2 separate regions of the Homo sapiens genome follow, and region 1 is linked to region 2. Evidence: chromatin loops called from intact Hi-C (ENCODE). Cell type or tissue: PC-9. All regions are shown on one strand.

Region 1 (4,000 bases), 320 kb after region 2:
AGATTCAAACTGTGACTTCAAGCTCAAGATCAAGGCATCTTCATAGTTTTCTGGTTTTTTTTTTTTTTTTTTTTTTTTTTTTGAGACGGAGTTTTGCTCTTGTTGCCCAGGCTGGAGTGCAATGGCACGATCTCAGCTCACCGCAACCTCCGCCTCCTAGGTGCAAGCGATTCTCCTGCCTCAGCCTCCCAAGTAGCTGGGATTCCAGACATGTGCCACCATGCCTGGCTAATTTTGTATTTTTAGTAGAGACGGGTTTTCTCCATTTTGGTCGGGCTGGTCTTGAACTCCCGACCTCAGGTGATCTGCCTGCCTTGGCCTCTCAAAGTGCTGGGATTACAGGCGTGAGCCACTGTGCCTGGCCCGCATCTTAATAGTTTTAACTACAGTCCCTCCCCATCCCCCCTTTTAAATTAGTCATTTAAATAAAACCCTAATTCTTATATTGAAAAAAATGTGAGTAAACATTAAGTGTTTCAGCTGTCCTTTAGAAAAGTCTGATCCTTATAAAGTGGAAATAATTTTCAAGCTTTATTTTTTCTAGATCCATGAAAATAATGGATCACCCTTTCCTGATATATTTAATTTTATATTAAATATGCTTTTTAAGTGATAAATGGCAATTCTGATGCTCTGGGAACTGCAAAGTACTGGCTGGTTAGAACTCTGAGTGGAATAAGAGTAACTGGCTCTAGGTTAAGTCCAGAGATGGTTTCCGGGGACAGAAAGTGTGTTGGTGTTTGATTATGGTTGTTGGGATATTGACGCGTGTCTGATTTCTGATTTTTTGCCTATTCTGGATTGGGGTAGTTCCCACATAAATGTTACTGAACTTCAAGTTTGTGTAAGAGTCAATTCTTCTGGCTACCTGTTACAAATAACAAGTATCTTTAAAAGTTTGATTGAGAATAGGCAGCAAACTAGAGATGGCCCAAAAAAACATTGGAACATTTGAAAAATTCTTGTTAGGTTATCTTTAGCTATTTCTAAGTCTAAATACTTCATGATCAGTTTGTGATTTGGACATCAAATGCTGAGTGTAATGCTTAGCCAATGTCACCTGAGACCTGTGTCCACTGAAGTTTTACCGTATGTGCTTAGGGTCAAAAGTAATTAAACTGAAGCCCTTTTTAGAGGGGCCCCTGCTTTGAACAATAGCAAATATATATTTGCCATTTTGGTAGTGAGTGTCTGCATTTGTGCAGTAAATGAGCTCATGAGTAAATTGAGGAGCAAATAGACTCATTTTTCTCCTCTTTCCCATCTTCCCATAGATGCAAGCCTCCCCTATCCAGCCCCATTCTAGAACTGCATTCAGAGGACACACTTCAGATGGGCAAGTATCAAGCTAATGCAAAATGGACTGTATCAGTATTTTTGCTTCCCACCCCCTTTTTGAAGATGGGGTTTGTGTTGGGTGTGTGTGTGTGTGTGTGTGTGTGTGGTGTTATACAATGTATTGTCAACTGAAGAATGACGAGGTTCATAAATTAGGAAAGGAGAGCTTGCTTTCTCAGACAGGGTTGAGCCTGCAGGGTGGCCATTCTAACAGGCTGGGAAGCACAGCCTCCTGCTAGAAGTCAACAACAGACACTTTGAAGGAGGGGCAAAAGGAGGAGGAATTTATGCTCAGCCAGGTGGGTGAACATACATATTTAATAAGCTATAGGAGTCATCATGAATATTTATGAAGGGCGAACTGTGTATGTGTGCAGTTGAGCTTCACATCCCATCATAGGTCCCATGTATAAAAAAATGGCAGTGTTAGCATGATCCAAGGGTGGAGGTTTTGGCCCTCTGACATCAAAAGGTGAAGCAGAGGACACAAAAACCCACATCTTTCGGAGACTGGCCAGAACCACTCCCTGTTCTGTGGTCTCATCAGGAAGGAATGCTGGTTGACCATTTCAAAGTGGCCAAAGAGAGGGGCAGCAGTCAGGCAGTTGGGTTGGATGACAGCAGCAGTAGTCTTTTGAAAGGGCTGGTTGCTGTTTAGCCCTTAGGGAAGAACGCCTACAGGCAGTTAGTGAGCAAGGGTTTTGAGAAGGCATCTGACCTCCCATCCTGACGTGGCCAAGAACTCAGTTTTCAAGGTCACTCTGGGGTCCCCTTGGTTCAGGTGGCTGGGGAGCTTAGAATTTTATTTTTAGTCTATAGTAGACTTTTGCCGATACATTTAAACTTGGGGTTACCATGAAGGAATTTTCAACGACTTTCTAAATGAGTCTTTTTAGATGTCCTTAGGTCTCTAATCTTCAGTCATTCTGTAAAGACCTTGAGTTAGTTGCCAACATTTCAAAAATAGACTTCTCATGAAAAATCTCGATTTCTAGCTTTTCTTGGAAAAAACTAGAAGACGTGGTAACATTAGGCCATGTAATATTACCACGATTTCTACATGGGAACAATTAAATAGTGGCTGCCTCAGTTAGAGGAGTTGCCCATCCTCCAGTTCTGTCCCCACGACTCTCTGGTATCTTACACTTGATCTGCTTCACTCAATTCTGCTACCTGTTTGGCCCTGGCAGTCAATTTTCTCCGTTTTTTCCCTCAACTTTTAATTATGACTGTGTCTTAACAATGCTTTTCTCATTTCTGAGCCTTTCAAATTATGGGTCAGTCTCTACCACAGTCTTCCTTTGTTTTCAGTTTTTGTCTGAGAGAAGTTAAAGGGGTTTATTAGTAATTCAGGTCAGAGATCGTGCAGAGAGGACAGCCTTCACCAGTAGTCAGCACAGGTAACACCGTGGGCATCAGGTGACTAGATGAGCCAGGTTTATTACAACAAGCAGGGACATGAGAGGAGGGAAAGTGTTCTCTGAGGCGGGGGTGGCAAGGAGTCTAGGCTTTTTCTAGCCCACTCCTCCAGATTCTTCCAACCTCTACCCATTACCCAGTTCCAAATCTGCTTCCACATTTTCAGGTACTTAACAGCCACAGCCCTTCTTCTCAGCTTCTCAGTACCAGTTTTCTGGTTTAGCTTGTTTTGTGCTTCTATAACAGAATACCTGGGACTGGGTACTTTATAAAAAGAACAGAGACTTAGTACAGTTCTGGAAGCTGAGAAGTTTGAGGTTGAGGGGCCCACATCTGGCAAGGGCCTTCTTGCCGTGTCATCCCATGGAGGAAGGTAGAAAGGCAAGAGAGCATGACTGTGTGAGAGAGAGGTGAAGGGGTGCAGACTCAGAACACACTCCCAATCCCAATCCCAATCCCAAGCAAGTGGCATTAATTCATTCATTGGGACTGAATCACCTCTTAAAGGTCCTACCTTTCAACACTGTTGCATGGGGGATTAAATTTCCAACACAACGAACTTCGGAGGGACACATTCAAACCATAACACCCTAACACTGGGTATATTGTGATTTAAAAAATTTTCTACCAGTCTGGCCAGGTGTGGTGGCTCACGCCTGTAATCCCAGCATTTTGGGAGGCCGAGGCGGGTGGATCACCTGAGGTCAGGGGTTCGAGACCAGCCTGGCCAACATGATGAAACCCCGTCTCTACTAAAAATACAAAAATTAGCTGGGTGTGGTGGCTGGCGCCTGTAATCCCAGCTATTTGGGAAGCTAAGGCAGGAGACTCTCTTGAACCTGGGAGGCGGAGGTTGCAGTGAGCCGAGATCATGCCGCTGCACTCCAGACTGAGTGACAGCATGAGATGAGAGTCTATCCAAAAGAAAAAATTTCTACCAGTCTGGTAGGCCAAAATGATGCCCTATTATTTTTATTTTATTTTATTTTTTGAGATGGAGTCTCCCTCTGTCACCCAGGCTGGAGTGTGGTGGCTCAATCTCTGCTCACTGCAACCTCTGCCTCCTGGGTTCAAGCGATTCTCCTGCCTCAGTCTCCCAAACAGCTGGAATTACAGGCACGCGCCACCACGCCTGGCTAATTTTTTTTTGTATTTTTAGTAGAGACAGGGTTTCAGCATGTTGGTCAGGCTGGTCTCGAACTGCTAACCTCGTGATCCTCTGCCTCGGCCTCCCAAAGTGCTG
Region 2 (4,000 bases):
CACATCCCAGCCAGTGGAGAAAGAGAGGGATGGGGAGAGCATGCTCCTCCCCACTAAGGGCATGACCCCCAGCTATGCTCACATGCCATTGGGCAGAAGAAAATCACATGAGCAGGAAGGCTGCAACTCATAGTCTTTATTCTGAATGTCTTGTCCCCAGCTTAGATGTGACACTTCTGCTATTGGGGAAGAAGGAGAGACTGGATATTGGGGAACAACTAGTAGTGCTGGTTCTAAGAAGGGAACAGTTAAATAAACTATACTTCATCCGGAAGCCGGAATGTTTAGCCACTAAGACAATGAGATAGATCTATATAAACGGCTATCAAGAGGTGTCTTTTTTTTTTTTTGAAACAGGGTCTCACTCTGTCACCTAAGCTGGAGTGCAGTGGTGCAATCTCAGCTCACTGCAGCCTCAACCTCCCAGGCTCAAGTGATCCTCCCACCTCAGCCTCCCAAAGGGCTGGGATTACAGGCGTGAGCCACCACGCCCAGCCTGCTTGAACGGTCAAACCTAACTGGATGCCAGGAAGCAAGGAGAGCCGGGTGATATCACCTGAAACCCACAGCAATCAGCTTCATGGAGCACCGAGCACAGTCAGGAGGGGTAGAAAAGGGATCCAAGGTGGGTGACGTGCTTGAAGAGCGAACATTAACCAACCCCTCTAGGAGGGTGTGGAGCAGGAACTGGAAGGGTCTGGGCCTTGAGGCTAGCTGGGAAACTAATTTGGAAGTTGAGACAAGAATTTATAAAAGCCGGAATCAGGGCTGTAGCATAGAGATGCGAGGAAGAGCTAAATGCATGAAGAGCCAATGAGATGGATGCTAGGGTCTGTGGAGAGTGAAGGAGAGGAGTCTAGGACAATCTCACGTTTCTGACTTGGTGAACCACTACTAGCTAAGGGAGAGGACCCTGGAGGATAAGAGTGGGTTTCCTGGTGCAGGGAGTGGCAGGTGGGTGTGCAATATGATGTATCAAGGAGCCTGGGAAACAGCCCAGTGGAGCTGTCCAGTTGACAGCTGCTTTTAAGTGGTGAGGACACTATATTTTTTCACCACTGTATCCTTAGCACCTAGCTCAGAGCACTGAAAATATTTGTTGGATGCATGGATGAATGGATGGATGGACAGACAGATGAACAGACGGATGGACAGATGGACGGATGGATGGATGGATGGTTGGACAGATGGATGGACGGATGGATGGATGGACAGATGCAGGGATGGATGGATGGATGGATGGATGGATGGATGGATGGATGCATGGATGGATGGATGGATGGATGGATGGACGGATGCATGGATGGACGGATGCATGGATGGATGGATGGATGAATGGATAGATGGCTGGATGGTTGGATGGATGCATGGATTGACGGATGGATGGATAAATGGATGGATGGATAAATGGATGGATAGATGCATGTTTAAGGAAGAAACCAATAATAGAGATATCAATTTGGGGTTTGTAAATCACAGGTGATGGCTGAGGCATGGAAATGGGTAAGCATGTAGAATGAGGGCTCAGGAAATATCATAATTTGAGAAGAAGAAAGGAGACTAGAGATCTGAGCAGGAAGAGTCAAAGATTCAAAGAGGCATTGATGAGGTGAGGGTTGGGCATGGACAACATGAGAGAGTGGAGTCTCAGATCTGGGGAGAGGGGAAATTTCAGGGAAGGAGAAAGCCATGGTCTGAAATGCTGCCTGTCAAGAAATCTATGGGGAAAGCCATGCATGGTTCTGTGACAGTGGAGATCATTTTTGGGGTAGAGGCAGACGCCAGGTCCCAGTGGGGTGAGGGGTTAATGGATAATGGAGATGAAGGTGGTGGTGTAGATTGGATTTCCCAAGAATCACATTCTGAGGTGCAGATCTGAGTGGAGGTGGCTTATTGGAAAATATCCTCAGAGTACATTGATAAGGGAGGAAGGGAGGCAGGACAGGGCAGAGGGAGAAGTTGAGCTGCAGTGAGGTCGCAACAGAGGCCTCAGCCAACCTCTCAGGGAGCTGTGCAGCTGGGATGTCCCTCAAATATGCTCTGCACCCAAGGAAGGACAGGGACCACCCCACTGACCAAGCACTGGATTTAGGCTGTGGATTTAGGGGAATTGTCCTTCCTCTGGCTAAGGACAATTCCTTTTGGGGAGACTCAGCTGGGAGCTGGCTGCCACACTCTCCCAGCAGTCAGGCAGTGAATGCCTCCACCCTGCAAGGAGGTCGGGTGCGCCCCACAGGGAGTGGCAAGTGTAAACTGTCAGGAACTGATCAGTGGAGGGAAAGAAGGGAAGCCAGTGCAGCAGCTAGAGGGAGACAGAGGTCAGAAAAGCCTTTGTGTGTAGCTCTAGTTCATAGTTTGAGAAACACTGCAGTGTGATCTTAGGCTGGGAGAAGAAGCCCCTAGAGAGTGAGAATGAAGACCCAAGAGTGAGGATAGACCTGCCACACTTTCTGTTTAACCCCCAGAGCTTAGAACACTGCCTGGCACACATTTGCACTTAAGAAATATCTGCGGAATGGCTGAATCCAGGAGTACATTCCAGACATTTTAACACTGAATAGCAGAAACAGAGTGCCGATATTTAGCTCCATGAAGAAATACATACGCATTTAAATATAGGAATGTACTTGAAGTTGGGCACAGTGGCTCACACCTGTAATTCCAGCACTTTCGGAGGTCAAGGCAGGAGGATTGCTTGAGTCCAGGAGTTAGAGATCAGCCTGGGCAACAGAGTGAGATCCCCATCTCTACAAAAACTACAAAAATTAGCCAGATGTGGTGGTGCACACCTATAGTCCAAGATACTTGGGAGGATGAGGTGGGAGGATGGCTTGAGTCTGGGAGGTCAAGGCTGCAGTGAGCTATGATTTTGCCACTGCACTACAGCCTGGGCAACAGAGCAAGACCCTGACTCTTTCAAAAAAAAAAAAAAAAAGTACTTATAAGGGGAACCAAGACACTCAAATACTGCCACACCACCGTTATAATCTGTAGTGCATTCACAATTTCATGGAAGCCCACAGAAGCCAAGAAATTCCCTCCAGCCCCTAATCCTCCATCTCAACTTCAACCACGGCTTCTTTCATGTAATGTTGGTCCATGTTTTTCCATAAGAACCCATTTATATAAAGACTTTTATGATTCCTTAAAACAACTTTGTTGAGGTAGAAATGACATGATAAACTACACATACATGTACAATTTGAAGAGTTTTGACACAGGCATAACCGATGAAACCATTACAGGAGAACGAACATACCCATCTGTATTAGTCCATTTGCACACTGCTGATAAAGACATACCCGAGACTGGGTAGTTTATAAAGGAAACAGGTTTAATGGACTCACAGTTCCACATGGCTGGGGAGGCCTCACAATCATGGCAGAAGAGCACAGAGACATCTTACATGGCGGCCGGCAAAGAATGAGAACACAGTGAAAGGGGGAACCATATAAAATCATTAGATCTCGTGAGACTTATTCACCACCTCGAGAACAGTATGGAGGAAACTGCCCCTGTGATTCGATTATCTCCCACCAGGTCCCTCCCACAGCACATGGGAGTTATGAGAGCTACAATTCAAGATGAGATTTGGGTGGGGACACAGCCAAACCATATCACCATCGCCCCGAGAAATTTCCTTCTTCCCCTCTGTGACCCCTCCCTCCTGCCTTTCCCATCCCCAGGCAAACATATATCCATCACAAGAAATTTGTTCCCGGATTCTACATTTGTATGTAAATGAATCAGAGTATGTACTTTTTGTGTGTCTGGCTTCTTCCCTTGGCAAAATTATTTTGGAATTTTTTTTTTTTTTTTGAGACAGAGTTTCACTCTTGTTGCCCAGGCTGGAGTGCAATGGTTAATTTTGTATTTTTAGTAGAAATGGGGTTTCTCCATGTTGATCAGGCTGGTCTCGAACTTCCGACCTCAAGCGATCCATCCGCCTTGGCCTCCCAAAGGACTGGGATTACAGGCGTGAGCCACTGCGCCTGGCCTG

What was found. Peaks named below come from ENCODE experiments on the same cell type or tissue, not always from the same donor. Only the 100,000 strongest peaks of a DNase experiment are listed, where the experiment ranks them.
Region 1: it touches region 2 in a loop (12-fold over the local background); 1 of 110 quality-filtered maps calls a loop at or near these places.

The regions. Positions count from the first base shown.
Region 1 is chr16:25,150,280-25,154,279 of GRCh38, forward strand. It overlaps LCMT1 (leucine carboxyl methyltransferase 1), which reads left to right. Exons shown (of 11, transcript NM_016309.3): 5 at 1,275-1,336. Among named protein-coding and RNA genes, the nearest start is that of LCMT1-AS2, 3.2 kb to the left of the region's middle. In PC-9, no CTCF peak of the experiment used is centred here; a DNase peak (open chromatin) is centred at 1,912; H3K27ac peaks cover 2,798 bases.
Region 2 is chr16:24,832,343-24,836,342 of GRCh38, forward strand. No RefSeq gene overlaps it. Among named protein-coding and RNA genes, the nearest start is that of SLC5A11, 12 kb to the right of the region's middle. RefSeq lists an enhancer at 2,166-2,460. In PC-9, a CTCF peak has its summit at 2,328; no DNase peak of the experiment used is centred here.